Linked DNA regions of Homo sapiens: regions 1 and 3 are each linked to region 2. The links are chromatin loops, found by intact Hi-C in ENCODE. Cell type or tissue: GM12878. All regions are shown on one strand. Links, peaks and the distances in the headings refer to the core of each region. The heading gives the core; the rest is flanking DNA. Region 1 overlaps RREB1 (ras responsive element binding protein 1). Region 2 has its middle 62 kb from the start of LY86-AS1. Region 3 has its middle 32 kb from the start of LINC03055.

What was found. A loop is a pair of places that touch in the nucleus more often than their neighbours do. Peaks named below come from ENCODE experiments on the same cell type or tissue, not always from the same donor. Only the 100,000 strongest peaks of a DNase experiment are listed, where the experiment ranks them.
Region 1: it touches region 2 in a loop (10-fold over the local background); 3 of 110 quality-filtered maps call a loop at or near these places.
Region 3: it touches region 2 in a loop (9-fold over the local background); 5 of 110 quality-filtered maps call a loop at or near these places.

The regions. Positions count from the first base shown.
Region 1 is chr6:7,150,442-7,160,521 of GRCh38, reverse strand. All of the region lies in intron 1 of RREB1 (ras responsive element binding protein 1), which reads right to left. Among named protein-coding and RNA genes, the nearest start is that of RREB1, 48 kb to the right of the region's middle. RefSeq lists enhancers at 1-26, 3,409-4,075 and a silencer at 9,560-9,725. In GM12878, for the core only: no CTCF peak of the experiment used is centred there; DNase peaks (open chromatin) are centred at 4,321 and 5,781; H3K4me3 peaks cover 3,440 bases; H3K27ac peaks cover 7,234 bases.
Region 2 is chr6:6,679,389-6,689,468 of GRCh38, reverse strand. No RefSeq gene overlaps it. Among named protein-coding and RNA genes, the nearest start is that of LY86-AS1, 62 kb to the right of the region's middle. In GM12878, for the core only: no CTCF peak of the experiment used is centred there; DNase peaks (open chromatin) are centred at 4,008 and 4,838; H3K4me3 peaks cover 754 bases; H3K27ac peaks cover 2,566 bases.
Region 3 is chr6:6,913,130-6,923,209 of GRCh38, reverse strand. No RefSeq gene overlaps it. Among named protein-coding and RNA genes, the nearest start is that of LINC03055, 32 kb to the right of the region's middle. RefSeq lists an enhancer at 4,359-4,408. In GM12878, for the core only: a CTCF peak has its summit at 7,862; a DNase peak (open chromatin) is centred at 4,519; H3K4me3 peaks cover 317 bases; H3K27ac peaks cover 386 bases.

The DNA of each region.
Region 1 (10,080 bases), core at 1,271-9,270, 470 kb before region 2:
AAGTCAATGTGTGAAAACATGGGAAAATGTTTATAAAGTTAGGTCAAGTTTAAAAAGCTAGCTGGCACATTTAAGATTCTATGCTATACTTATGGATAAAGTCTAGAAAAGGCAATCTGAAACAACGTATGTATCATGAGAATACAGTGCTTTTTTAAGTATAATTTGATGTCACTATTTTTTTTTAAAAAAACTTAACATAATTTTTGAAAATATACCAGAAAGACCCAACTATTCGTGACGCCAGGAGTTTGAGACCAGCTTGGGCAATATAGCAAGACCCCTGTGTCTAAAAATTTTTTTTAATTTGCTGGGCTTGGTAGTGAGCTATAATTGTACCACTGAACTCAAGTAGCCTGGGTGGCAGAGGGAAAACCTGTCTCATTTAAAAAAAAAAAATGCAAAAAAGAAAGTGATCAAATTTCAGTCCTTAATTGCACCCTGCCCTCCCTCCCCCAATTTATGTATCTTTAGTCTGTAGCTCAGTGCCTGGCACACAGTAGGCATTGTTTCTCTCAATCTATAACAGGTACTGCAAGCCAACTATGGGCCAGCTGAGCTGAACAGATGACATGCTTAGGTTGATAAGCCTTGTTCTGTAGACAAGTGCAAGAGTCATACCCTTGAAACCACATGTAAAATGCAGACAGTATTCAGCTTTAGGAAAATAGTCCATAAATTTGATCAGCCTTTCAAAAGAATCTATGATTTCCAGGAAAGGACAGAACTACGGCAGTGGTCTGACCCTCAGCAGATTTAATCCTACTTTTGGAGAGTTAAGGAGACTGGCAGGCTTTTTCCTTACTTACTACTGCCATCAGTTTCAGGCAGGCCACCAACAATAAGTAAAAACACTGGCAACACCAAATCCTCTAACCTTCCCTTTTCTTGTAAAGATGAGATGAGATAAACCATCTCATCAGCGTTTTGATATTTCACTCAAAACATTATTGACACAAGGCAATAACCCAGTGAACATTCGTTAAATCAATTCCTAAAGCAATCCGCCCAGTGCCTGTAATAAACAGTTATAATTTTAAAACAGAACTCATCCTCTGGAAAGGAACGAGAGGGGAGACATCCTTGTGAGCCCCATCTATGCGGCTGTCCCGTTATTCCAGGAATGATGTTGGGATTCGAGTTAGTTTCTGAATGATGACTATCAGGTTAAAACTTTCTCAGTGTGACTGTGAACACATCTAGGCCATCAAAGATGCTGGGGAGGTTTTCTGTAAAGAAGTCCTCCTGTGGGTGTAAACATGGCCCACAACCTATCAATTCCTAGGAACCTCAAAGGGGTCACAGAATAGAGGGTGGTCTTACGGAGAATGTTTGTTTTGCAATAAGTAAGAGGTACAGGGGCCTTAGTGATCCTTTTAAATTTAAGTCAACAATCATTAAATCTGAGTCCCCCTATGCACTGAACATTTCTGCTTACTTAAATTGCAGTGCATAAATCGGCTATAAAAGGAGGGATTATATCAACTATAAAATTCAAAAGTCACAACCAGGGGAGTGGGAAAAGTGACTGTGATTTAAAGGTGTTTGGAGGGTAGGGGTGAGCTGGCTCAGTCCTTCTTTTATCCTGTGTCCTTTGAAGATGAAAACTAATCAGTTTTTTCCTGGCCTTTAAGCTATCAAGGTTTAAAAAAAAAAGAGTCTGAAAAAAATAAACAAATGGGACCCACAATCTACCTTCAAATGATTTGGGGGTGAAATACTCTACTTTAGGCCCTCAAATATTTCTTGATGATAAAAATGTATGTCAGCTACTTCAATTAGTAACTCCTGATCCACTACTAGGTTGGGGTGGGGAACTCCATAAGCTTACCACTTGGTAAGAGGTAAAAGAAAGCTTGGGAAGGTAAGAGAATTAAGTGCTGTCTATACAATTCTAATTTTAGGTCTAGAAAAAGCAGAGATTAGTGGACTGGGGTAGTGTAAGAGGAAGGGTATGGAGGTGGAGGCTGGAGGGAGCTGATACCCAGGAAGTACCACAAGAAGCCCAGGAGCCAGGTCCTGCTGAAGGGCAGGGGCCTCATTACAGAGGGTGTGTGTGGAGTGGGCAAATTACAGGAGGTGGGAGAGTTGGGGTTGGGTCTGGGGCAGTAGGGGGTGTAGGCTGAGAAAAGTGATGTAAGAGTTTTAAGAAAACCTGTTTGAACATGGTATGGGATTGCAGGGGAGGGAGACCTGCCTACAAACGGGAACAAAGGGAATAGGGAGGGAAAGTTAAACCTGAACAACTTTCAAAGGGGAGGCAGGTGGGGTAGACAATGGAAAGGGCAGAAAGGAAGAGAGTCGCTCTGGCCACAGGCAAGTGTCCTGGGGCACTAAATGGTGCTTGGGAAGAAGTTTTAGATTGTTAGGGGGGTTAGGCTACATTCTTTTGCAGAGATTCTTGAATGTGAAGAAATGGAAAGGGATCCAGAAGGTCTTGGTCCTGTGGGATTCATACCCTGAAGAATGCACGTGGGATGAATCCCTCCACAGAGAAGTCAGGCATGAGCCGGCTGATGATATTCAGGGCTAAGCAGGGTCACTGATGAGAACATGAAAACACCCCTGGTAGGGCACAGGCACAGCAACAGGGGCTGGCAAGGATGAGGTCCCCAGGAGGCAGGAATCCAGACAAATGTGAAGGCATTAGCAGCGAGTGGTAGAGCCCTCTTCTGGAGTCAGGAGGGATGAAAGAGCAAAGAGGAACAGTGGAGAGGGAGCACAAGAGAACTCGTAAGTTGGATTTTTTTTTTTTCCCAAAGAGACAGACAGAGTCTTGCTCTGTCACCCAGGTTGGAGTATGGCTCACTGCAGCCCTGACTTTCCAGGATCAAGCAACCCTCCGACCTCAGCTTCTCAAATGCTGGGACCACAGGTGCGCACCACCACACCATGCTAACTTTATTTTTTTTTTGGAGAGACGGAGTCTCACTATGTTGCCCAGGCTGGTCTCGAACTCCTGGGCTCGAGCAATCCACCTGCTTCAGCCTCTCAAAGTGCTGGGATTACAGGCATGAACCACTGTGCCTGGCCCATGGTCACACAGGGTACATGTGCACACAGTAGGCACTCAATTTTTTTTTTTTTTGAGATGGAGTCTTACTCTGTTGCCCAGGCTGGAGTGCAGCTGCACGATCTTGGCTCACTACAACCTCCACCTCCCGGGTTCAAGCAATTCTTGTGCCTCAGCCTCCTAAGTGGCTGGGACTACAGGCACGCCCCACCACACCTGGCTAAGTTTTTGTATTTTTGGTAGAGACAGGGTTTCACCATGTTGCCTAGGCTGGTCTCCAACTTCCTGAACTCAAGCCATCTGCCTGCCTCTGCATCCCAAAGTGCTGGGATTTCAGACGTGAGCCACCGCGCCCAGCCAAATATTTTACTAATTAATTAGTCATCTCCAAAAAATGGGCAGTCGGGTCTTATACTATGAGTAAGAAGAAGAGAAAAGAAGAGCTGATGGATTACGGAGCAAAGGACCCCAGGGAGCTGGGGCAAGGCAGCCCAGCGGCAGTCAGACAGACAAAGTCCTCCCCAACAGCCAGGGACGACGAAGCTGAACAGAGGGGCAGCTCTTGGTCAGCTTTGGCATTTAAGACCATGTGATCTCAAGGTGCTCTTGAACAAGAATGGGTACACAGGAGCAGCCAAGTGGCACTCTGGAACCCTCTCCTCCTACTCAGGGTACGTACACAGCATCCTGTTTCCTACGCTGGATGGCTGGCTAAGGAGAAGGAAGGAAAACTAAGATTGTCTTATTTCAAAGGGCTGCAACTATATTCCAGCTGTTACAGGCAAGCCTGTTATGTTTCTTCCAACGGATGCCCAATTCACACACATAGCTGCTCTCCTCAAGAATAAACAAGTGGATTCTATATACAAATACCAAGGGCACCAGGTCTCCAAAAGGAGAAAAAATTTGTTTTACAAATGTCCAACCCAAAATGGCTTTCACATTTTTTTCAGGGTGAATTTTGCAGCTCTAACCCAGATGTGGCTCAGTGCGGAAGGTGGCTGGGAGAGCCACAAGGGACTGGCTGGTGTTCCCTCTTAAGAGGCAAAAAGCACATCAAGGGCACAGTGTTCCCTGGCCTTCCTCACAGGTTAGATTGGTCTGAGCAAATCTGTGATTCAATTAGTGTGAGTTCAGTTGCTCTTTTTTAGGTCAGTTCTTTCTTTTGTTTAGATTTGACTCGAGATTTACCTCAATTATCTACACCTCTGCTGAAGTACCTAAGCAAATTAAACCATTTAAAGTGATGAAGGGAAAGGAAGTGGACGGAGCTTTAAAACAACTTATGCAAATAATTTCCTCCCTCTCCCACCTCTGTTCCCTTCAATTACTAAACTCCAAGACAAGCAACTGCTTCTCAAACGAAAAGTCTAGACTCTTAAGTGTGAATGAGAAAAAACCCCGTGGTTAAGCCCTGGCTTGCAGAAAACTAAAAATTTCAGCAAATCTGGAATGAAATGTTACTTTGTGAGTTATACAAAGCTTAGCAGCTGTTCCCAGCCAACATGAAACCCGAAAGGGGTGATGCTATCTTTATCTTCTACCTAGAGTTAAAGCCGGTACTGTCCAGGACAGAGCTGCCAAGGAGCTGTCTCAGTTCTAGTCTGCTGAACACAAAAGACAAAGAAGCCAAGGGAATACATGGGCCAGCAAAGGACACCTAAACAACAACAAATAATAGACCCACCTGGAAGAAAGAAAATGCAGTTAATAATTAAAAAATTTAAAAGGATGCAAGTTCTTAATGTCACTTGGAAAATCCTTTTCAATCAGTTCAAAATTCAAAAGATTAAATCACATCTAACTCTATCTGGATTTCCCAAGTGCAAGGGGAGGAAACTATTTTATCAGGTTTCTTGGAAGGGAAAACACATTTTCTCTATTAAAACTTAAGTCCTGGCCGGATGCTGTGGCTCACGCCTGTAATCCCAGCACCTTGGGAGGCTGAGGCAGGCCAATCACCTGAGGTCAGGAGTTCGAGACTAGCCAGGCCAACAGGGTGAAACCCTGTCTCTACCAAAAATATGAAAATTAGCTGGGTGTGGTGGCACAGGCCTATAATCCCAGCCACTCGGGAGGCTGAGTGAGGCAGGAGAATCGCTTAAACCCGGGAGACGGAAGTTGCAGTGAGCCAAGATCGTGCCACTGCACTCCAGCCTGGGCAACAGAGCAAAGCTCTGTCTCAGACAAACAAACAAACAAAACAAAACTGAAGTCCAGCTCATAAAGACTTCATAGAAACCTTCTTCAGACCACCTGATGGAATCAGGCCTCAGATGAGCATCTCAGGGCAGGCAGATGGATGATGGAAAAAGACCAAAGAAGAATCAAAAGGGAGGGTGATGAGAACAGGGCCTTTCTTCTCATAAGCCTGAAAATTACACATAGGTTAACTGAAGAAAATATTCTTCTAGTGCGACTGAACTATCTCCCTCTGAGAAACCACTTCCCACTAGGCCCCTTCGTTCCGCCCCTAACAACCCCGTTCTATTTATTGTTCAGTTTTAAATGACTGGGCAGCTGCTGCCTAGCCATGCCCCTCTAGTATTGACCAACACTGTCACCAGCACCCCCCACACGTAAACCACCAACGAATGAAGCTCGTGGTAAGGGGGCTTAACTTGGAATGTGAACTGTCACCAGCACACCACACTTCCTGCGAACTCTGACAGACTGTCTCCATTCAAGAAAAAATGAAAAGACTACCTTAAGGCCCGGTGGGTAACCACCCAAAGATGAACAAGCGGAATTGCATGGTAGTTAAGGAGTAGGCTCTGGAACCACATCGCAAATCCTGCCTCTACCACTTGCCAGCAGTGGTAAGTGGCCTGACCCTTAGACAGTTAGGGAACCTCTCAGTTCTGCAATTTCCTCATCTGTGAGATGGAGACAATAATAATACTGAAATCATATGACTGTTCTGAGAAATAGATTAGTCAAATCTATAAAGTGCTAAAACCTGTCTGGCACACATGATACCATCCCTCAGTGCTTTTTATTATCATATACATGCTCACACCTGAGCACACATACTGTACGTTCACATTAGCAAGTGTCTATTAGTCCTTCACGTCCCCAGTGATGAGTTCAACAGGTGCTACAAACATTGTACTCCCACTGGGCAGTCATTTTCAAACTTTAGTATGCACCTGGAGAGCTTATGATAACAGATTTCTGGGCCCCACCTCCACATTTCTGATTCAGCAGGGCTGGAGTGGGGCCTAGGAATCTGTGTTTCTAACAAGTTCCCAGGTGATGCTAATGCTGCTTGTCTGGGGACCACACTTTGAGAACCAAAGTGTCATTATGTTCTAGGCTTCAGGCCTAAGCTTCATCTAGTTTATGTGCATAGAGAACCTTATGGAGATGAAATGGAAAAGGAGAATAAAGCAAAGATGCTCACTGCTCAAAGAATATCCACATATTCTTCCATATTTCCTGGCAACCGTATACCTTTGTGGTCAGGCAGGTCACATGACTAGTCCTGGCCAATGAGCTGTGAGCACAAGTACCAGCCATCACTTCCAGACTGCAGCCTTTCAAAGTCAGTATGTAACCCACTAGCTCTTTCCTTGTGGTGGCAACCTGGAAGCATGTGTAATGACAGAGTAGCTATAAGACAAGAGCAGCCTGGATCCCTGGGTTACCACTTGTAAGGGAGCTATACTAGAGAGCTGCCAGACCTGCAGAGGATTCTACACCAACAAGCAACGGCACTTTATGGGTTGAGCCACTGGGATTTCAGGCTTTGTTTGATACTTCAACATAGCTTCGCTTAGCCTGACTTCATTATAAAGAGGATGCCCACATCATCAGTCTTAAGCCCAACCTATCAAACAGATCTGAGATATTTTATAAAATCAGCCAGAATTTCTACCCTACTCTCATTCACTTCTATTCACCAAAACAGATGAACTGTTTTTAACCTCCTATTTTCGGTCTGTTTCTCACTAACTAAAAAAATTATTTACTGCAACATGATTATGTACTAGTTGCTAATAATTTAGAAAGCTCAGTCCGCTAAAATGTATTAAAAATGTGAAAAGTAAATACATTGGAGGATTTGTGTGTGTGTGTGTGTGTGTGTGTGTGTGTATACCACTACTGGAATCCCTTGACTTTAATTGAGTAGGGAGGAGCAAGAGTAAAGGGTTTCAATTTTATTTATGTAATCACGTGTGGACTGATAACTTGTTTTGCCAAAACAGGAGAAAGTGATCTCTTTAAGGGCATCAGAATTTAACCACAAAGCTACTTTTTTTAAAAAAAAATAATAGTTCTACTAATCTAGGAACATTTTGCAGTTTAACATGTAGGTAATGAGCTGTCAACAGTATACAACTTACCAGACTGTGGAATGAAACATTAAAAATATTTTCCTCAAAAAAAAAAAAAAAAAAAAACCCTCTCACAAAGATTAATACCTCCTTCACTGTCACACACACACACCAAAACACATTACAATCCAGAACACCTCAATTAACAACTTAAGACTACAAAATTCATGAAATACACAAAATTAAAAGAATTGGGGAGAGGGAACTAAGAAGTATGTAAGAGAATCGCATAGGACCTTTCAGGTCTGCAGAGCAAAGCAGCACTTCTTTGGAGGGCTATCTTTTAGTGGGATTGACAACTAATCTCAAAGGTGGTGGAATTTCCTGCTAGAATTCTCTCTAGCACTTTCTACAGAGAGCACTGGAACAACTCCTTTGTGTACACACACACATTTTAAAAACTCACTTGCTAAGGAGCTCAGTGACTTCTGCTTCCCACTTAGCACTGGCAAAGCTAAGCACTGAGATGAAGGGACCCTGCTGCTCCTGGCCTTCTCAAGTTCATAGGCCCCTCCAGTGCCTCATTCTCTGGGTGTGTCACATTCCATCTCTTTAGGTACTTCCATGTGGCCAAAAAGGAAAGGAAAAAAAAGGTAAACACTCATGTGATGCATTTGGTCACATTTATAGCTCAGCTGTAAAATCAAACTTGAGAATAATAAAAAGGCCCCAATGCTAAAGGCTGAATTTCTTTCATATGTTTCATAGCTATTCAGCAACTGTTGGGTTTTTTGGTGAGTGGATTATTTTCTTCATTTCTGTCTTTCAGGAGACATAAAAAAAGTCAATTAACAATAATGAAAACCTAAAGATCTAACATTAGTGAAGGTCTATTTTTAAAATCATGTAATACACCACTTATAAGAAATTAGAGAGACCAAGAAAGTCATCATGTACACCCTAAAACAGGATTATTTCTGTACTTTTCATAAGGAGCTAACACTGAGAGAGGTTCCCTTAGGATACTGGAAACAACAGGAATAATGTGCAATTAGATACCAAGTGGACTTATACACACAGCTAAAAAACTCAGCATCACATCTTACTATCACTCTCCCATAAAGCCCCAGAACTCCCTATTATTTAGCAAGGTGATTTTCTAAAACTCATAATGCATCCTCAAATCAATGTCCTTGTGTATGTACCTACAAGGGAAATATAGTGAGAATATCCAACGTTTTGAAAACGAAAGCCATCTAAAAGTGATTTCACATAGTTTCTGTGATTTCACTTGCTTGGTTTATTTCTCCCCCATAGTCCTGTTCATCACAAGAGACACTCAAACTATAAGTAAATTCCTGGGAGCTTATAAATGATATGCTTTATACAGCCAAAATGTCCAAAAAGATTTGTGGTTTCAGACTTTTACACACTGTTCCCGTGTCAGTAATTGATTTGTGAGAACTTAACAAGATGATCTCTGCTCCTAGCCTCAACCTGGCAAGGCCACCTTCTCCCTGACCCTGCAGGGAACTGCAGTGTGTGCTCAGCAGTGGGGCTGCTGCCCATTGGCCTCACTAATGTTACCTCCCCTTTAAGCTCTACCAACTTGCACCTAAATCTCAGCCCATTCAAGTGTCATGTGCCTGCAATGTGCAACATCTATGCAGATGTTAAGGCCATGACCAAAACCAGTTCTCAGCGAAATGACTCCCAAGCCAGCACACCCCAAGCACTTTGAAGTCCCTGTTCTGCGTGGACTCCATAGCACAGAGGTTGCCAGGGCCTGCTGCTCCTGGGGGCTGGTTTGTAGATCATATGACTGCTGAAATCCCTTAGATAAAAGCAGGCATTGTCCACTTTTCCTTGAAATCTTGAAATCCTGGATAAGACCAGCAATCAAGTAACATTTCAATCCTCCAACAACCTTAAATCAATTGATCAAATTCTTCTCTTTGGGCCTCAGCTCCCCCCTTATACATAATACAATATCTAGTAAAAGCAATTTTAGTCAGTGTTTAAAGCAGACTGATTGCATTTATATTAAATAAAAGATAGGATTACGTGAAGGGGGCAAAGCTTTTAAAACAAACAATGAACCACCCAACAAATTTCCGCAGTATCTTTAAACTGCTCTGGAAGCATCAAGAGTATTAACTGAAAAAGCAGCTCCCTTCCCTCCTTCTCCATGTTCAGCCTCCAGCCGCACGGATGAGTTCTCTGTGCCTATGACTGATGCATGGAGGCTGATCTCCGGGCGGCCAGCAGCTGTTCAAATCCACGCCTGGATGCTTCGCTCACTGCACCTCCTGGCTCCACCACCCCAACCTCTCAACATGTGTCCTTGAGGCTCCGCCTACCCGGCGGATGTTACAAGCACACCATCTCAAATGCAGTCGCCATTGCAACAGGCTGCAGGTCGCTTATCACAAGGCACCGAAGACAAGCTCTTCCACCCTCGGCCACATCTCTCCTGCAAGCCCCCTCTGTGCCATCCCCACCCTGAAACAGTCAGCACACAGATCTGCCACTTGCTTCCTGGGAAGTCCTGGTTTTTCTTACTTTTCCATCTGCCCTGAGCATCTAACAGTCAGACAACGAATTCCTATTTCTGGTATGCAATTCAAGAAACAGAAATTAGTGGCATTTCCCTTGCCTGACAGTATGACCAATGTCTATACAACAAGAGAATACTTTCTACCTTCAGCATAGCAATCAGGAGGTATAGCTGCCATGCATATGCACAACTATAGTTTAATTTCAAAACTAATTAAAATTTCAAAGGGAACA
Region 2 (10,080 bases), core at 1,313-9,312:
GTCTCAAAGATAAAGAGAAAAGGGGGATAGATTTCTGTCTGCTCCTTTCTCTTTTACTATCCCAGCTAATCAGACTTGTGAGCAACTCTGGATGGAATGAAAATGAATTCTCCTCAAAGCAGTCTGTGTTGGGATCTACTGAGACGTGCTCACAAACACATGCAACACATACATCCTCATGCATGCACACACATGCATGCACAAGCACACATGCACACACAAGCACACATATATATCCCACCAATATTTTTAGCAGTGTTCATACAGGCAGTGTTGCAAAAAGGCTGGAAGCATTTCCATGTTCAGCAAAGCTCCAGGCTGTGCTGTGTATTAATAGCCTACTGGCCAACACATGCACAGTGTTTCATGATGATAGCATCTTATTGTTTTATTTAAGTTGTTTGTTTTCTTTTTGGCCAAGGGAGGAAATGGGCCACCTTCTCTTCCCTTTCTCCTTTCTCCTAATAACTGTCCACATGCACATTTCTATATTTAACTCTTTGGTGTCAAGGAGAGGGAAATCTTGTAATTTTCTGGCATACTGTGTATGTCTTCTGTTTCTAATGCCTGTTGACCTTGAAAAAGAATCCTACTTGCCTTTGGCAGCCTCAGGAAAATTTCTTTTCCTAGCCCTTTTATTCAGAAGCCTTGATCCTTCCTTCTGAGGAAGAATTTGTGTCATGGAGATTATAGTCATTCTCCAGGATTTATCCAGTTTCTGCAGGGGCAGAGGCTTGTGGTAGTCTGTCTTGTGTAGACTTTAAAGCCCATGCTGGTTACATGGTGAAAAATTAGGTTTTGTACATTTTCCTTATGTTTACTTTCCCCCTTTGCTCCTTGCATGACATCTTCACGTCCTTGATATTTATTGATTATTTCAGATAAGAGCCCTTCTGTACATGTTGTGTGTGTGTGTGTGTGTGTATTGAGAAAGGGAAAGGAAGGAAAAAGGGAGAGGAAGGCAAATACAGGGGAACAAAGACAGAGTTTGCACAACCCCTGCTGGGCCAGCAACCTCTGCCAGTGAATGAAAAACAAACCTGAAAAGGACTTTCACTTTCTAAAGCAGTGGTTTCAATAAAGTACTATTTCACACCAGTCAGAATGGCTATTATGAAAAAGTCAAAAAATAACAGATGCTGGAGAGGTTGAGGAGAAAGGGAATACTTACACACTTTGGTGAGAATGCAAATTAATGCAGCCCCTGTGGAAAGCAGTTTGCAGATTTCTTAAAGATCTAAAATAGAATGAATATTAGACCAAGCAATCCCATTACTAGGTATATACCCAAAGGAATATAAATAGTCCTACCAAAAAGACACCTGCACACGTATGTTCATTGCAGCACTGTTCACAATAGTGAAGACATGTGATCAACCCAGGTGCCCATCGACTGTGGACTGGATTAAAAAAATGTGGTACATATTTTTATACCACATTTTTTTGGCCATGGAATACTGTGCAGTCATAAAAAACAAGGAAATCATGTCCTTTGCAGCAACATGGATGCAGCTGGCAGTCGTTATTCTAAGCAAACTAATGCAGAAACAGAAAACCAAATGCCACATGCTCTCACTTATAAGTGGGATCTAAACACTGGGTACATAAGGACATAAACATGGGAATAACAGACACCAGGGACCCCAAAAGGAAGGAGGGAGAGGGGGGCAATGGAAGAAAACCTAACTATCCGGTACTATGTTGGGCGACTGGATCATCATCAGAAGCACAAACCTTATCATAACGCAATATACTTATGTAACAAACCTGCATACAAATACCCCTGAATCTAAAATAAATAAAACAATGGTTCGGGGGAATAGGCTGGTGAGGCTCTTGGCCAGATTGTAGTGCTCTGGGGAGGGTAGAGCTGTCAGGATAAGAGGACCAAATACAGAGAACTTGGAACCCCACGATGAGAAATTTGCATTTAATTGGCAGTGAAGAGCAATGGAAAATATGTGTGCCAGGGAGCGCCAGGTGCAGGCTCACTGGAGTGGAGGGAGCCTGGGGCTGGGGAGGCGCACTGGGCTGCTGTTGGAACCCTCCGGAGGGCGGAACTGCGGCGGGAGCTGTAGGAATGCTGTGGAGCTAACAGTCAGGAAGGACATTTCAGAGGTCTGTGACTGGCCACTGACCTGATCAGGAGTGCAGGAAGCGGCAGGAGGCAGAGATGGCTCCCAGCCAGGATCCGGAGGCCCGGGAGGGGCGGGTCTTCCAGCCTGGAGGGTGAGGCCTGGAGTGGGCGGGGCTCCCAGCCAGGAGGGTGAGGACTGGAGTGGGCGGGGCTTCCAGCCAGGAGATGAGGCCTGGAATGGGCGGGGCTCTCAGCCTGGAGGGTGAGGACTGGAGTGGGCGGGGCTTCCAGCCAGGAGATGAGGCCTGGAATGGGCGGGGCTCTCAGCCTGGAAAGGCGGACTGGAGGGGGCGGGGCTCCCAGCCAGGAGCTGAAAGCCCCGGAGGAGGAGGCCCAGGAAGGGGCGGGGCTCCCAGCCGGTAATGGGAGGCCTGGAGGGGGATGGACTTTAAAAAGGAAGCAGAAAGGCCAGGAGGACGAGCTTCACTGGAGGTGGGTAAGTTTTGTTTCAGACCTGTAGGGCTGAAAGTGTTGACGAACACCTGGGAGAAAATGTCCAGTCACCGTCACTGCAAATGCGGGTCCGACCTTCAGGAGAGGGATTTGGACTGAAGATGTGGGTAGGAGCACCCTCTCTTAGACAAGAAAAATTGAGACTAAGAGGAGATGAGATCGCTGGGGGATCATAATTAAGTAAAAACTTGTATCTCTAAAATCCGTCCTGACATTTTCATTTATAGGATATACATATGTATGTATCTGTTATAATCTGAAATGTGTCCCTCAAAATTCATATTTGAAGCCCTAACCTCCTCATACCTCAGACTGGGACTGTATTTGGAGATGAGGCCTTTAAAAAGATAATTAAGGTAAAACGAAGGCATTAGAATGGGCTCTAATCCAATATGTCAGGAGTCCTTATAGGAAGAGGAGATGAGGACACAGACACCCACAGAGGGAAGACGGTGTGAGGACACAGGGAGAGGACACCATCTGCAAGCCCAGGAGGGAGGCCTCAGGAGAAACCAATCCCGCCCACACCTGGATGTGGGGCTTCCAGCCCCCAGCACTGCGAGGGAATAAAGCTCCGTTGTGTAAGCTGCCGCATCTGTGGTATTTTATTATGGCAGCCCCAGCTACTAATACAGTACCCCTACCGATACATACATATTTACCCACATGTAGCCACACACATGTGCACATATGTAATCTTTTTGCCTATAAAAAAGTAAGCAATGCCTAAAAGTACAGGTGGAGAGAAGGCTAAAAAGCACAGGCTCGAAGAGACTGCCAAGATACAACGATCCAACAAAGACACATCGTATCAACAGTAATGATTTCCTAAATGTGAAGGTAATTTGGATGGCTGGTTTATAGTTTTCATGCCCGGGAGTTTTCCAAGGCACAATGTATACCCTTTGCGGCAGCTTACTCTCCTGAAATGTGCCTTCATGAAATTAGATAAACAGGGAGAAGATATGAAGTACATCTGCCTAACACCACGTTAGAAGAATCCCCGGGCATTTGCATCTTATGCGATGATATGCTGGCAAACCTTGGCCAACTTCCAGTCTTGTCCTTATGACAGGGGACTGCTGTGTTGAGTTCCCGTCTCAGGCCTCACATCCACCTTGGCCCTGCCTTGGGAGCCTGTAGGTGTGGGCAGAAAAGAGGGACGCTGCCTTCCTGGCTGGGCCTTTCTTCACACACAGGCACGAGGACCCAAGCTCTAAAGGATGAAGTCCCCATGGTCTCCGAAGTTTTCATTATCATCCCCCTCCTAAAGCTCCACCTTGGAGGCAATGCACTGTAACAAAAGGACCAGCACAGTGCCCAGCACACAGAAAGCTATCAATCAATGTCAGCCTTAACCATTATGTTGGTTGACTTGCCATCCCTCTTCCTCAACTGCAAACTATGTGAGAGAAAGATTCATGTAACCTTGGTATTACACAACTCCATCGTGGTGGGTTCAGTTGCATTTGTCAAATGATTCAGAGTAGGACAACGGGAATTTTCTTTACAACATCACAGCATTGTAAAGTCTTTGCTTTGCACGAAAGTGTGGGACTGAAGAAATGATTGTGCAGGTTGAAACTGTGAAGCAATTTTAAGAAGCAACAAGGAAAATTATGATTGTTTCATAATCTTCAAAAAATTTTTAAAGTGTTAAGAACTGTTTTACTACTGGTCGTAAATGTATAAGAACATTTAAAGATAGCAAATTGAATACTTATTTAGCCTGTCATAATTTAAAAAATGAGAAACATTGAGAAATAGTGTTTTATTTCTTTGTAAAAGACTTATGGAGAGTAAATTGAAAAGGGCTTTGCCACCTTCTCATTGTGAAACTTACAGTATGGACCAGGCATCTTTTCTATGCCTTGGCAAATTGTCACATTCCTTTCTATATTTGGATAGGCTTCCTACATTTTGTCCTGCACACTTTCAGTGCTGTGAAATATCTCCAAGAGTTTCTTTAATATGAAGTTTTTGCCAGCATCTTTATCCTGAGTCCCTCAAAAGACACATCCAGAATCTCTCAAAAGACAACAGCATCAACTTTCCCACCATCAGCTCTTTCTTCTCTAAACTCGTTTACGTCTGAGTCAACTTTCACCTCCTGCATTCTCACTTTTTGTTTCTTTGCTATACTTTCCTCTTCATTGGCTACCTACCTCTCTTGAGTATTCATTTCTGTGAAATGTCACGTGGGTTTGTCACTGGGAGCCAAGAGAGCAGCACGACCACACGCTTTGCTGTCTGTGTGGGAACTGATAACACGGAAGGACTGAAGGACGTGATGCGGTTAATCACTGATCATGATGCACATCTGTTATTACGTGGTGGTCTGTGGACTGCAGAGCAAGCAGCAGAGGTTGTCCCCCATGCAATCACTCACAGTTAATGGTGACTGAAATTGGAACCATGTTGTTAGGGGGCTGGTGTTATTTAACCTCAGTTGCCACAGGGCAATGAAAATTCGTGCGTTTGGGAACTATGCAAGGTGAGGACTGCCTGAATGTTCCATAATGTGATGAGTGCCTCACAAACAGGGTGTATATTATCACTGAGTTTTTTCATTATTCTTGACCTTCAATATATAGACATTCTTGTTGATGGTATCAGGTTGTTTCTGCGTGAATGAGCTTTACTCCTCTGAGAAATGGCATTCCTGACCCTCCTCTTTGAATCAATTGCACAAAAGTATCTGAAGGAAATTTGCTTACCTGCTGCTTTCTATGGAAGCTTTCCTGCAGCATGACCTAGTGTCTGTTTCTGGTTGATGATTAACCATGGGGAACAAGCGTTTGAGATAAAGAAGTTGCAGAACTTTTTAGAGAATGTAATATGTTAATGTGCACTGGGACTCTCCCTGAGCTATATCAAGTTTCCTGGATTCTGAAATGCTATAATTTTAAAAGTGTCATAAGGTTAAAACAGCTTTCTAAGAAGTGCCTTTGTTGGAAGAATACCCAGGAATGGTGCGCTGGACAGCTTTTGTACAAGTCTTGCATTTTCTCAGAACTATCTCTCATCTTGGCCATGGCATCAGTCACATCCTGAGTGGCTCACCTTGACTTGGGTTGCCTCCTACTGCAGTTCTCCTAAACTCTGGTGGGGGACACGGGCACAACCCACCCAATACTCGTATGTGCTTTACCTGGAAATAAGGAGCAGAGGAGCTAGGGGAAGGAGCCGATGGCTAAATGTTCCTGCCTTTTTTCCCTCAGGCAGACAGTTCTAAGGTGCACGCTGTAGGTTGCTGGGACAACCCTGGCAAGATCTTCCCCCAGACATCCACCTTGGCGGCCGACTTATTAACTCATTGGTCTATTGACTTTTGCTCCTTGCCTCGCCCCTGATCCCTGTGCCCTCTTTCTAATAAGCTACCTGCTGGTGAGGCTCTGCCTTGGGGGAAACCCAGGCTGAGGCAGGTGGGATGTTATAACCAGGGAGGCCTGAGTCCTGGGTCTTTGCCTGGGGTCCCCAAATAGGAGAGGGATTGGAGGAGGTATTGTGGGGGAGAGTGTTGCAAAAGCCCAGAGGAAAGGAGTGCTGTTACCACAACAGAGGAGACATGAACCTGCACAGACCAAAAACAGGAGAGAGAGAGGGAAAGAGAAAGAGAAGGGGGAGAAAGAAAGGGAGAGACAGAGGAAGGGAGAGATGGGGAAAGAGGAGAGGAGAAAGGGAGGGAGAGAAAGAAAGGAGATGGAGAGAGAAAAGGGTGGGGAGAGAGATAAAGAGAGAGGTAAAGAGAGAGAGAGAATCATCTACTACATGATTTCTTTTTTTTTTTTTTCTGAGATGGAGTTTCGCTCTTGTTGCCCAGGCTGGAGTGCAGTGGCGTGATCTCGGCTCACTGCAACCTCCATCTCCCGGGTTCAAGCGATTCTCCTACCTCAGCTTCCTGAGTAGCTGGGATTACAGGTGCCTGCCACCACGCCCAGCTAATTTTTGTATTTTTGGTAGAGACGGGGTTTCACCGTGTTGACCAGGCTGGTCTCGAACTCCTGACCTCAGGTGATCCGCCCGCCTCGGCCTCCCAAAGTGCTGGGATTACAGGTGTGAGCCACCGCGCCTGGCCATGATTTTTTTTTTAACCTATAAAAGCCTTGAGTAGTGATGGACGCGATTCCTAGTAATGTGGTTTACTAAAGGGTCAGGCTGTCAGTTCACCACAAATACGCCACAGTAGTGTTTGGTATTCTCTCAATGTTCCACCCACCAGAGCATACAAAACAGCCACATTCCCCAAACACTTAATTCTCAAAACATACTTGTAGAGGAGGGAAGCCTATTACTCCCATTAGAAAGATGGAAAACCAAGGTGAAATGATTAACTGAGCTACCAGGGCCTCAGAAGAAAGTCGCTGCTGAGTTTGGGATTGTGTTTTCAACTTCCTGCCCACTGTGGGTGAGCTCCACCTTTTACTGGAACCAACTCCAAGGAGGAAGTTTTGCTGGGTTTCCTGGAAGGCAGAGGTTTGCATCTGCATGCCCTGCGTGGAGGCATTGTATTTGGGGGCAGGCAGGAGAATACTGTAGCTGGTGTGCCCACAGAAAGGGAGGGAGAGAAGCCACTGGGAGTGAGCTGGGCTTGGGATCGGGCTGTGTCCTCACCAACTGTCTGCCCAGGCATGAACTTGCCACTGCTGTGGAAGAGTCTGACTGCATCCAAGAATGCCAAAGGTTGTGGCTGAACTCACTTCTCAACAGACTTGGATCATGTTCATATACTATTCTTTAAAAGATCACCATTTGTAGTAGAATGTCAAAAACCCAAAGATGTTGCTCCCGATGTTGAGCTGTAACTATTTTCTGTGTTGGTGGAAAAATATGAGAGAATTAGTTGCCATTCATGAATCTCAGTGATACACAGACAAAAGCATGCTTCAATTTTGTTTCTTTGTTTTTGAGTGGTTCTGATTTATTTTCAGCTTTTGGGTGATGTCTGGGGCTGTTTATTGAGGACGGGATAAATGGGGGGGGGACCAAAATATATTTGGCATTTATTGGTGGTGTTTTATATTTGTGACTTGATTTACTTCTTATCACAACCCAGTGAGACACGTACTATTATCATCCTTTTAATAGATGAGCAGCCTGGAGCTTAGAGAGGTTAGGTAGCATGGACATCATCAGGCAAGTTAAATGAGAAAGCCGCCACCCATTCCCAGCTGGGGCTGACCCCAGCGCCTGTGTTATTTCTGTTGCCCTGAGCCTCCCCAGGCTTCTTAACCCACATGTACTCCTAGCTTCCAGCAGTGCTAATTTACACCGTGTACCAGCTGGAGACATTCTGGAGTGTAGACTGACGCAATAATCCCCAATGATAGGTTTGCCATGTTTTTTTTAAATGTGTTTTTTCCTACTTTTTATTATAGATGTCAGAATTTTCTCCTTCCCTGAGTTATCTTTGGACTTAGATGTATATAAATGTATCTGGTTGGAGGTGGGGGGAAAAGTGGAAGTGGAAGACCACAAAAGTAAAAATTACATTTGAGTGTATTTCACCGATTCTAAGAGGAATGCTTTCTTCTGCTCCAACCACTCTGAAATCTCCGGGTCCCATACTCCCATCGCAGCTGTGTGACATGGTTGCCGTGGCCTTTGTGTGAACATCAAAGCTCAGAGGATGGGTGTCAGAGGCTTAGATGAAAATCCTGAAGACAATTGTCTGGCACTTTTCAAAGCTATACGGCCTCACCAAAACCCTCCTGGAAGCTCTTGATGGCTCGAGGTTCAACAGTGTCTGGGAAGACATGGATATAAAAGATCCAGAATCAAAGAGTGATTCCAAAGAGTTAGAGGCTGACTGTGAAGTCTTAGGCATACTGTAACCCAGTGATTTACCTATCTTTGCTTTTCTGCTCATGCAGAAGAGTGATATATGATGAATAAATTCTAAGTTCAATTAGGCCTAAAAGAGCTCTTGTAATATGCTTTAAAAAGTCTAAGTGATAAAACATTGTGACAGATAGAGTTCTGTCAGTGTTTATATTTTCTTAGTCCTTCATTAAATAACAGTGTGTCTTACACCAAGGCAGTTTTGGATTCCATAAAATATGGTAGTAGTTATGTTTCATGTTTCAATAGTCATCAATCTGTTTTTAATGTATTCATGGAAAAATATGTGGGCCATCTTGCTATTTAACTATTTTTGAAATCTCATGGAAGCCTGCCAATGTTTTTGCAATTTAGCTAAGAAGCTGTCTTGCTTTTTGAGAGGGGAAGTTCCAATATTGTAAGCCTAGGTTTCTGAATATATTTTTGTTTTTTAATAAATGTAGAAAGAATGTTTTTTGTTAATCCTGGCATTTGTCTAGAGCAAAAGCAAAATAAATGAAAAGTGAGGAAAATTAAAAGGCTCACGTTATAACATGTGCTGTCTAGAGAATAAAAACTCATTTGTGCAAAGTTGGTATGGCTTTTATGAAAATATTTCAGTCCGAGCACCTTGCCTGTTTGCTGCAGTGCTGACTGACTCATGATTAGGGATCTGTGTTGCCTTTATTGCTCTCGGTTTGCCCTATGGCTTGATTTATTAATATATTTAAATATACAATTTTAACCTTATCATTGGTGTGCAGGTGTATTTATTTATACTATCTTTGCTTTTAGAAAAACACTATTATATCATAAAAATATTTTAACCTTAAATTACTTCCCACAGGCTTCAAGTTTTATGCAGTTCATATCTGGGCATAAAGAGAAATCAATATACTGTGGCCTGCAGGGCACCAGCCTTTGGTGTTTGTCAAACGTTTACAGATAACTAATGTCCCACATAAAATAGATCCATTCTTTCCATCTTGCACATCTTGCACCTTTCTTTTTTTTTTTTTTGTATGACCACTGCCGTGTAGCCATCATGTCTGGACTGATAGTAGTTTCTAGGCTTGGAGGAAACTGCATTTTCAAGAAAGCAGGATGCAGACATCCCCTGAGGAACACCTGCATTAAACATAGCCTCCCACCTAAAAAGAGCTCCCTGAGTTGGGAAGTGTCTTATTGGCCTCTCCTTCCGGCCTCTCCCACTCCCTATGCTGAAACCAAGAGCTTCGGGGCTCCCCTCCCTGCCCACCCTGGCAGGGAGCCCAGGGCCCTCGTTGCTCTCCCTGTCTCCTATGCTGTCCGAGAACCCCTGCAGCTCCAGGCCCTGGACCAGCCACAGAGTTTACTTCTACTGTTGCAATACTTTGAAGGGAGAAGAGTTTCAGCCTTTTTGATCAGTGGGGCTTCTACTTAAAATCCTTCCATGGCACCCCATTATCTCAGGGTAACGTCCAGACTCCTAAAGTGGCTTCCAAAGTCCTTCATTATCTGATGGGCCTCTGTGTACTTTCTCTCTCTTCTCTCTCCATTCCTGGCCCTCCTCATCAATTCTCTGGCCATTTTGAACTTGACTCAGTCTCCCCAATGTGCCAGGCTTTCCCTGGCTTCCCGGCTCTGCGGGAGGATGAGAGTGGGCTCAACTGTCTTTTGAGGGAATCCTG
Region 3 (10,080 bases), core at 1,065-9,064, 230 kb before region 2:
TGCTTAACTAGAAAATGCCGTTCTGGATAACTGAGATTTCATGGTATGCTCTGTTTTGCAATAAGGCCATGGCTACATTCCCAAGAAACCTTGGGTTATGAAAATCTAAATTAAAAAATGATTATTTCTTTTTCATGGCTCCTTAAGTGTCAACTTGATAAAAAAATAATTATTTCAATGGTTAAAAAAGGGAGACACTTTCCCACAAATTATTTGTTTTTTGCAGGCATTGCCATTGTAAAGGTATTTGATATATTTTGTTACTGAAAACTTAAAACTGAATTGTTTAATCAAAATGGGCAAAAACAATCCTAAATATCACAGGAGAAAGCCTATACAGCATACAAGATGGGAAATAAAAATCCATGTATTTACAAATAAGGAAAGTACGTTGTAGCAAACAAAGCTCATGGCCCCCAGTGGAGAGTAGAGAAGCAAGATGGCGCCTGGACCATCGGCCACTTAAACCAAACGTGCCTATGAATGCACTCAGCCTTTTCTCTTCCTTGCACAGTGCCAGTGCCTGTTTGTGATCATGATAAAACCAAGCATGATAGGGTTGTGGTTTCAATATATCCCCTAAAGCTCATGTGTTGGAAACTTGAAGCCCAATGCAGTGATGTTTGTAGATGGGGCCTAATGGGAGGTGTTTGGGTCGTGGAGGCCCCACTCTCATGAATGGATTAATGCCATTTTCTCAGAAGTGGGTTCATTATCCTGGGAGTGGGTTCTTTATTAAAAAAACAAGTCAGGGCTCCCCTACCACCTGCCTTCTGCCATGGGATGACTCAAGAAGGCCTTGCCAGATGTTGGCTTCTCAATCTTGGACTTCCCAGCCTCCAGAATCATGAGCCAATACATTCCTGTTTATTATACATTACCCAGTCTCAGATATTTTGTTATTGCAGCACAAAATGGACTAAGACAATATGTGTAATGCAAATCATGCTCCCATCAGTATCACTTTATTTCTTATTCACATTAAAAAATATGTACCATAGAAGCTATATCTATACATATGGTCATTACTGCTTCTGTGAATCAACCAGAAAATTTTTTAAAAAAAGAACATAGAGAACATGTTTTTGCTCTTTCTAATGTGGCATACCAGTCTTTATGTCAAAGTGTGGCCCCTCAAAGGACAGGCTGCAGGAAAGGATACACAGTGGACATCACTGTGTAACATGATCCTGGGTTCTCAAAGCAGTCTATTCTGTCCAGCGGGGAAGACCACCTTCCATTTGTTAGAACTGAGTGCTTCCCCGAGTGTGCCCCTTTCATTTAGAGGTGCTGCTAAAAGGATGCATTCACATCCACAAGCTGTGTGACGGTTCGTGTCGTATCTGAACGTGAACGACAGGATGGGAGCTTGGGAAGAGTGAAGGGCAAGGGAGAGCGAGAGGAAGACAGGATGATCCAAATCAAATGAAACACATGGGAACAACCTCCTTCCATATCCCCAAACTGCAACACTGGACAGGAAAAATCCAAAATTGTTGTAGGCGCATCCTATCTTTAGGAACAACGAGATAGCGTACACTCAGAAACCCCCAAGAGGAAAAGAAGTGAATTTGTCTCAGAAGAGAATGTTCTAGACAATGTCATAAAATGTGCAAGAGAACATTTACTTTTGACCAAAGCTGAAAGAAGAAATGTGGCCAGTGCACAGGGGTGATAGAGAGTAGGTACCCTTGTCCTAAGGAGTTTTGAGAAAGCTACAGTCTTCTGCTGGCACCTGGGGCTTATCCATTGCCATAGGAACCATTCATCTTATTGCTGAAGTTCTAAGTGATTTGAGATGAAGAATGTTTGCTTGAACACATTTTACCCTGTGGTCATCCTTCCGCATACAACTCTACCCTCAAAGCCGGAGTGCTTCCTGCTGCTGTGGAGCCGGGGTGCTGCAAACTTCTGGGATATTCCACAATTTAATGCCAGTGATTAGGATTTTTGTTAGGAAACTCCGGCAGGCAGATAACTCCAGCAGGTCCGAGACAAGTTGGTGTAAACGTTGGCACGGACTGGCTCACCTGTTGTGTGATTAAGTCATGGGGCTGCCTCTTGTTCTCTTTGGGACAAAGCCAGGCAGCATTTGTTCAAGTGAAAATTAAGGCTCTGTGTGGTGTGTGCCTGTATCAATAGAAACAGGCAAGCAGATTCCGCAGGGGAAAAGACTGAGCAAGTGGGTGGGAGGGACGACCCCGCAGCTGTGTTGAAGGTATCTCAGTCAAGGATGGCTTGGTGGCGAGAAACAAAAACCTACTTAGCTTAAGTGAAGTGGGATTTGTTGTAGGGTGTCAGGGGACCCACGGGGAGCTCAACAGGAGGAAGTGGAGGCTGACATCATGGGAACCTGAAAGCTGTCTGGCAGCTCCTCATGCACTGGCCCAGGCTCTGTCATCTCTAGGGCATGTCTGCCTCATTCCCTTTCTTTGCAGAGTGGGTCTTTACAAGGCCTCTCTCCCATCACAGGGGCCTGCATGTGGACTTGAGGAGGCCGTGGTGCCCAGGAGCGCCCCAACTCAGTATCACCACACAGCTCAGGTACCCAGTACTCCCAACACAGTGGACTCTATTAGGAGTTCTTAAGGCAGGAGTTCATAACCAATGGGAGAGTGGGACCTGGCCATCATGGCTAAATACTGGCATTGGTAGGAGGAATGCAGAGCTCTGATAAGGGCAACAGTAGCACTGGCTGTGAGTTACAGAGAGAATGAGTTGGCGGTATAGCCAGGAGAGGGTTGAAGGGCTGCCAGTTGTATAAAGAGGTTGAGTAATTGAAGGACCTTGTGAGAACAGAGATCAGAAATTTGGAGGTTATTAGGGAACAAGATGGCCCCTGGGGAGAGGTGGATCTTGGAAAGGTTGTGATTTGCTAGGGGAGCAGGTGCTGAGTTAGGCTTGGGTGAGCGCTGGCAGTGGCCAGGCTGGGTATGATGCAGAAACACTCTGATAAGTGTCATTTACATGGGTGGCATAGGGAGAGGCCACTTACTGGCAGAGAACTCGGACTGGAATTGAAAGGGAAGGACGGCCACACCCATCGTCACCACTGAATGGTGGGGGTCAGGGGAGACAAGGCAGGAGGAAGGAGATGTCTTCTCCAAGGAGAGGCAGGAAGCTGAAGAAAGAGGCGGGAGAGGAGGTGTCTGCATGATGGAAAGCTGGCAGAGGTGGCCCCAGTGCATGAGGCAGGGTGAGGAGATGCCGCTGGAAGGAGGCGACGGGGAGGTGGACCGGTGAGGAGGGATGGTTGATAGGGTTAGTACCAGTTGAAATGCCCTGTCTCCCGTAAAGGAGGCAGATAAACCACGTCGCAGAAGCACTGGGTGGAAGTAGGAAAGAGCCACATTAGAGGCAGGGAGGAGTTAACATGGCCTTGGCGGGATATTGCAATTGACTAAGAAAGCAGAGTTAAAGAGGAATGGGTGTGCATGGGCATGCGTGCACACACACACATACATACACACACACACACACACACCCTTGCTTTCTCCAAGGTAAGCTCAGGGATTCTGGAACAAGAGGAATCCTAGGTTTTGTGTCAGAGTGACCCTTACCAGGTGGCTTAGAGCATGCCCAGTCTGAATAAGGTTTGGAATTCTTTGAGGGTCTTGGTGTAACTGGACCCTTGTGGCCTATTACAGTCAAGATCTACACCCCCAGCTGCTTGGAATAAAACAAGTTTCTGATTTGCTTTTTTTCATTTATGCCAAAACATCCTAAACCAAAAAACCAGAAGACACATTATCAATTAAAGTACTAGGGTGTCCAGAGCTGAGACCAAATTGTTCTCCATCATATTTTGCGATATTTACCAACTTGCTTTTGCATGACTCAAGTTTATGTCATCAGATTATTTTGCTTTTAAAGCACTCTACTAAACATATAGCTAACCTTTAAAATTAAATGCATAATTTATACTCATTATAACATATTATGTGGCTTCAGTTACATTGTAATCTTTTGACCACATACTTTAATAGCGCTTGGCTTTTTTGTAAATGCCTAGCAACAATGTATTAGACATTATTGCATCTATTATGTTAACACTCACAATTTGTGTTATTGTAAAGCAGTTTCAAAAAACAGTTGAGCCTACAGTGCACACGAAAGTGATCTGAAAATCTTTTTCAATTTAGACGTAGGACTAAATGTAAAATATAATTCCTGAAGGATCTTAATTACTACAGTCTGTGTGTGTATTTGATAAGACTTGTGGAATCCAATTGTTGTTAAATTTTTATATGATGGACAAGTAGGAATGCTTTGGGGCCCCGTCGCTGTTAATAAAGCTCTGAGTCGCAAATATCACACACTTGTCAGACATGAATGGTCCTTTCTTTCTTAAGCTGCTGTGATGTCATTTTGCCTTATTTGGCTTCTAGCCTGGGTTCTCTTTCCAGTGCAGTCGACAGTGATTAGTCATTTCAGCAGGACTTCCCCATCAACATCTGCTCCACCAGCCAGTTACATGTGAGAAAACGTGGGATGGTGCTTTGAAATTGCAAAGGCTTATTGTGCAGATGGCGGTGAGGAGGAGATCTCGGCTACCCCACATGAAAGACCAGCGCAGTGGAGGATACCTCTCTCCACACCCACACACACGCTCCTGCTCAGCCTGCAGTTGCTCATTCTCTAGAGAATCCTCCCCAGGGAGTTCACACCTGCCTTTGCAAGATGCTTCCATGCACGGATTGGTAAGACATGGTCCTTGCCCTGGAAGAGGCCACTATCTGGGAATACATGTCACTTCCCACGTTTCTGTGCTCACAGCTTCGCCTCCCATCTCTTCCTTTGGAAGGTCCCAGCTACTTTCCAGTGGTCAAAGATTGGTGGCTTCTTTTTGAGCCTTGTCCTGGTTGACTTGTGTGATGGAAAGAGCACTTGAATGGGAGTCAAAATATTTGCTTTAGAATTTTAACTTGGTTTTTCACCCACACTGACCTTTAATTCTTTCAGTCAATGGTTGTTCTTCAACCTGAGCATGGTGGTTGCATTCCTTGGCCTGAGAGCCTTCCTTGGCTTTCCATTGCTTGTGGGGTACATTACCAATTTTATTTTTAGCCTGGCACCCCTTTCCCGTGTTTTCTGCCAGGTTCCCCCAAGCCCATGTGTACTTGGCATTCTCTAAATAATAGTATTTTAGGCCTGGGTTCTTACCGAATCTATACACTTGGTCCATAAGGCCCCTCCTTCCAAATTCTCCCTCTGCTTCTCCCCGCCGCCCCCACTGCTTCCCCCTCATTCTCCAAGGCTCAATTAAAAACTCATATGGTGAAGGCTTCCCCAACCTCCAGGCAAATTGAAGTTTTTATGCTTAATACCCATTTATTCCAACCATATTGCATCTTATAATGTATCATAGCTATTTGCATATTTGTTTATCAGTTTTACTGGATTATGGGCTTCATTATTTCATTTAACCTACTTTCTCATTGTGTCTGGCATTTAATAGGTGCCTAATAAAATTCTATTGATTACAAATGGGTAATTTAACTTCTCCACTTCCCCAGACTGACTACAAGCTTCTGGGGCAGCCAATCTGCTTTTCCTCTGTCTTTTCTCCATAGAACTCAGCTCAGTGACTGTCACATAGTAGATGCTTAATAAATGTTGAAAGTGGTAATGTAAGAAAGTGACTGAATAAAGCAGCAATGCAGTATTTGCTAGACAATATTCCAAGTTGAGGGGTGAAGTGGGAGAAAGATGGTAACAATGTTAATTTTAGGGATGGAGAACCTGCAGGAAAAAGGACATCTTGTGGGCATGACTCTAGGCTGTGTAGTTTGCTACTCATTTCACTTCTGTGGCCACTCCCCCCGGATCTCATCTCAGGTAATGCCAGTGCACTCTGTCGACAAGGCCACGTTCCCCACTGACTCACCTCACAGAAGCCTTTGGGTCTTAGGAGAGCCAAAGATTCTCGCCAACTGAGCACCTCCACCAGGTGGAACGTGGGCAAATGGGAGAATAACCTTAATGATCCTTGTCGCCCCCAGAAGGTCAGGGCTTGTTTATTACCTGAGTCCTAAGGCCCTTGCTGTTTCTGCCCTGCTGGAGATCACAGTGGACCCCAGCTCAGTCCAGCTTCCCACCAGGGCAGCAGGCCCTATGTGACCAACACAGAGTCTTCATTAGAAAGTGTGGGTTTCTATTTTTCAGTTTTTCATTTTTGGAACCCGGCTCACTTGCTCTGTAACATTTAACAGTTTCTGTTGCTGTGTTCCAGGCATTTTGCTAGGGGCTGGCACCCAGTGATGGGTCCAGTGAATGCAGTCCCTGGTCTCAGGGGCTCTCAGGCCAGGAGGGGAGGCTGCAGACGCTCACACATTGGCCCACACTGGACTAGCACGCAGGTGGGGTGCTCTGCAGGGGAGGTGGGACCAAGCACACAGTGCACAAACGAGGGGCCTAGGGAGGCCTGGGAAGTGACTTGGCCCCCAGGGCCTTCTGTCTGGACTGATGACTCAGGGCAGCCAGGCCGGAGAGACAGGGCAGGCCACTGAGAACGAATCAAGTAAGAGGCTAATGGAGGCAACAGTACAGGGAATAGGAAAGAACTTCCAGAGTGTTCTTTTCTCTGCCCACGTGGCAAGGTGAAACTTATGGCTAGGTAGACTTCTACTCTGTTATACCAAGTGCTGCCTGCCTCCTTCTGCTTTCCTTCCTCCCAAAAGTTTAACTCTGTCTCCATTTTCTCTCCATGAGCACAGGCATGTGGAAGTGTGGCATCACACACACACACCCACACCCACACACCCACACCCACACACACCCACACACACACACACACACACACACACACACAGCCGTGGTCTCTACTCCAGCTGTCAGAATGTCTGATTTTTGGGAGGGGTGGACTCACCTTTCCTCTGCCTTATCACCTCCAGCTAGTGAGGTTTTGTTCCTACTGAAACAGTAGAGAACAAAGAGAAAGAGGCTAGGGGAAACTCAGAGCTCCAGCAAACAGAAGGGATGGAGAAAGTTCAGCTGCTTTGTCGTGGTTGTTATGCAACCACTTTGCTAGCCCTTACCTGGAAAAGAAAAAGTGGAATTGTATTTTTGGACTGCTAGAGCTGGTATAAAGAGTGAAACTATCGTAAACGGTAAAATGATAATATCAATTTCCTTATTTTACGGATTTCATAACTCAGGCAGAAGAGGAGTTAAATTGTAATAGTGCAAGGAAGTAGCAGAGCAAAAGTCACTGTCTGTTTCTTGGAACGATTTCTGCCTAACCAGTGATCATTTCTCAAGCCCTCTGAAAGCATGCCAAAAGCTGTCTGCAAAAGTAGCAACGGCCGAGCAGCCAGTACGGGGTGTTCTTGTCTTTGGGTGAAATGCTGAGCAGTTTTTGCAGTTTTCTCTTTAACTGGCTTTTTATTTGCTTTCATTTTAAGCAGTGCCTTCGTGTGGAAAGTGCACTGAACTAAGACTCAGAATATCTGAGTTCTAGTTCTACCCGGCCACAGCAAACTACCTGCCTTCTGGAGGCTGGGATTTCTCACCCATGAAAGCAGAAACAATCCAATTAGAGCTCTTTCATGGTCCATCCTAATTCAGGGGGCCAGGGTTTGGCAAACTACTGCCCACAGGCGGGGCAATCTGGCCACCGCCTGTTTATGTACTGTTCACAAGCTAAGAGTGGTTTTACATTTTTTCAATGTCTAAAAGAATCAAAGGAGAATAGTATTCCATGATACATAAAATGATATGACTTCAAATATCAGGATCTATAAATAAAGTTTTATTAGAACACTGATCTACTCACTCATTTGCATATGGTCTGGGGCTGCTTTCCCAGGGCAATGGCAGAGCTGTGTAGTTGCCATAGAGACCGTATGGCCAGCAGAGTTCACTCTCTACCTGATCCTTTAGAGAAAAGCTGTCCCTGTTGGCCACAGTACAACCTACTATCTTATTTTCTGCATTTATGAAAATAATAAAACCTCATTGAGTTACTGTAAGAATGAAATGAAATAATGGATGTGAAAGAATTGTGACCAAGCTAAAAGCATAAATACTCATCAGATGCACCTCAAATGAATTGAGGTGCATATTTATTATGCACCCAATATGATGCATAGATACCCAGCTACTAGGTGTTGCTAGCTGGAGGAGAAACAAGCCCTTACTAATAATATGCACAAAAACTAATGATATTTTTATTCAGCAGTGTTGAAAACATACAGGATAGGATTGCAGAGGTGGGAAATTATGTGTGCGTCTGGAAGGGAAAATAACAAGAACTTATTTGTCAGATTGGTGTAATTCTAAGTGAATTTTTAAATGTCTCCGTTAAACTACTGTTATAATTCTGTTTAAAAATAAATAAGAGTTTAGTGGGATATGATGGTGCAGGCCTGTAGTCCCAGCTACTCGGGAGGCTCAGGTGTGAGGACCTCTTGAGCCCAGGAGATGGAGGTTGCAGTGAGCAGAGATTGTGCCACTGCACTCCAGCCTGGGCGACAGAGAGAATCCCTGTCTCAAATAAATAAATAAATAAATAAATAAATAAATAAATAAATAGATAAATAAATAAATAAATGCAAAAGGAAAGTACCTGCCCCCCAAACTTGTTTCAATACTAATGTTTTAAAAAGGCTTTTTATTTCCAAAGTGAATGCTGAACTGCAAGGGGTAAGGTCTAATTGTCTGTATATTCCATCCTCAATTGTCTGCAGGCAGCACTGTGTCTCAAACACTTGAAAGATTTATATTGAAATATTAGAAACAAAATACACTTTTAGAAGAATTACAATAGCTGAGATCTATGGTTTTTGTTACAATAATATTGGAATAACCTGTCACCAATTAGACAGCTCATCTTTTACATATGTGTTTAACAAGAAAAGCAAAATTCCCCTTGTTAAAATTAACTTATTCAGAAAGTTGCAGGGGTTGGGGTGGGAGAGTGAACATTTAAAATGGGATTGAGTCAATTTCAGGGTTGGCAAAATGCAGAGGGATTGAATTTTCCCATGAGAGATTCAGAGGTTACATGTGCCAAAGAATAATCTAGAAACAGCAGAGCTTGGGGTTTTGCATCTTGTTCTGATAGTGACTGTCTAGAAAGCTTCCAGATCAACTCAGTTTGTCTCCCTCTGGTATCTTAACTAGTAAAAATGATGTTCTTGGCTGGGTGCAGTGACTCACACCTGTAATCCCAGCACTTTGGGAGGCCAAGGTGGGAGGATTGCTTGAACCCAGGAGTTTGAGGCCATCCTGGGCAACGAGCGAGACCCACGTCTCTACAGGAATAATTTAAAAACACTAGCCAAACGTGGTGGTGCGTGCCTGTGGTCCCAGCTACTTGGGAGTCTGAGGTGGGAGGATTGCTTGAACCCAGGAGTTTTAAGACCAGCCTGGGCAACATAGGGAGACTCTGTCTCTATTTTGTAATTTATAATTTTTAAAAAATAAAACAAAATAAAATAAAAGTGATGTTCTTTCCCCATGAAAGTGATCAGCTGTCGGGTTCACCTGGTGGAGTTTGCTGCAGGGGCAAAGCCTTATTGTGAGCTGTGAATGAATTCATCTGCACAGAAAGCAGGGTTGCCCCTCTTCCTGTCCCAAGGTGCAGGGTGGCTGGGCACCCCAGGGAGCTGGGCTACTGACTCCTGCGTCAGTGAAATGGTTCCTTCTGGTATTAGCTGCGGGACCTCGGGCAAGCCATGGAAACTGCTGAACCTTGACTTCCTCATCTTTGAATGCGGTGGATCTAAGCATGTTGACCGAGAACTATCCATGGAAGAGGGCAGACACCCTGCCTGGCACATAGTACTCTTTCAATACATGGTAGCTATTCTTATTAGCATAGGTGGTGAGGTAGCCAAAAAGCAGGAACAAAACAAATACTTCCTGAGGTTGGTAGGGGTTCAGGCAATTGCCCTTCTGTTTCTTTAAGCCCTGGATCAAGTGGTGAAGGAAGGCTGTCCAGCTCACTGGTTCGTAAGGGCTGAAAATGTCTGGCAGAACTTATTATCAAATTTACATCTTCATAGAGTGCCTTAGGCAGAAGGCAGTTCTTCAGCACTTGATGAGTGACTTTTTTCTCCTTAATATCCATCAAACAGA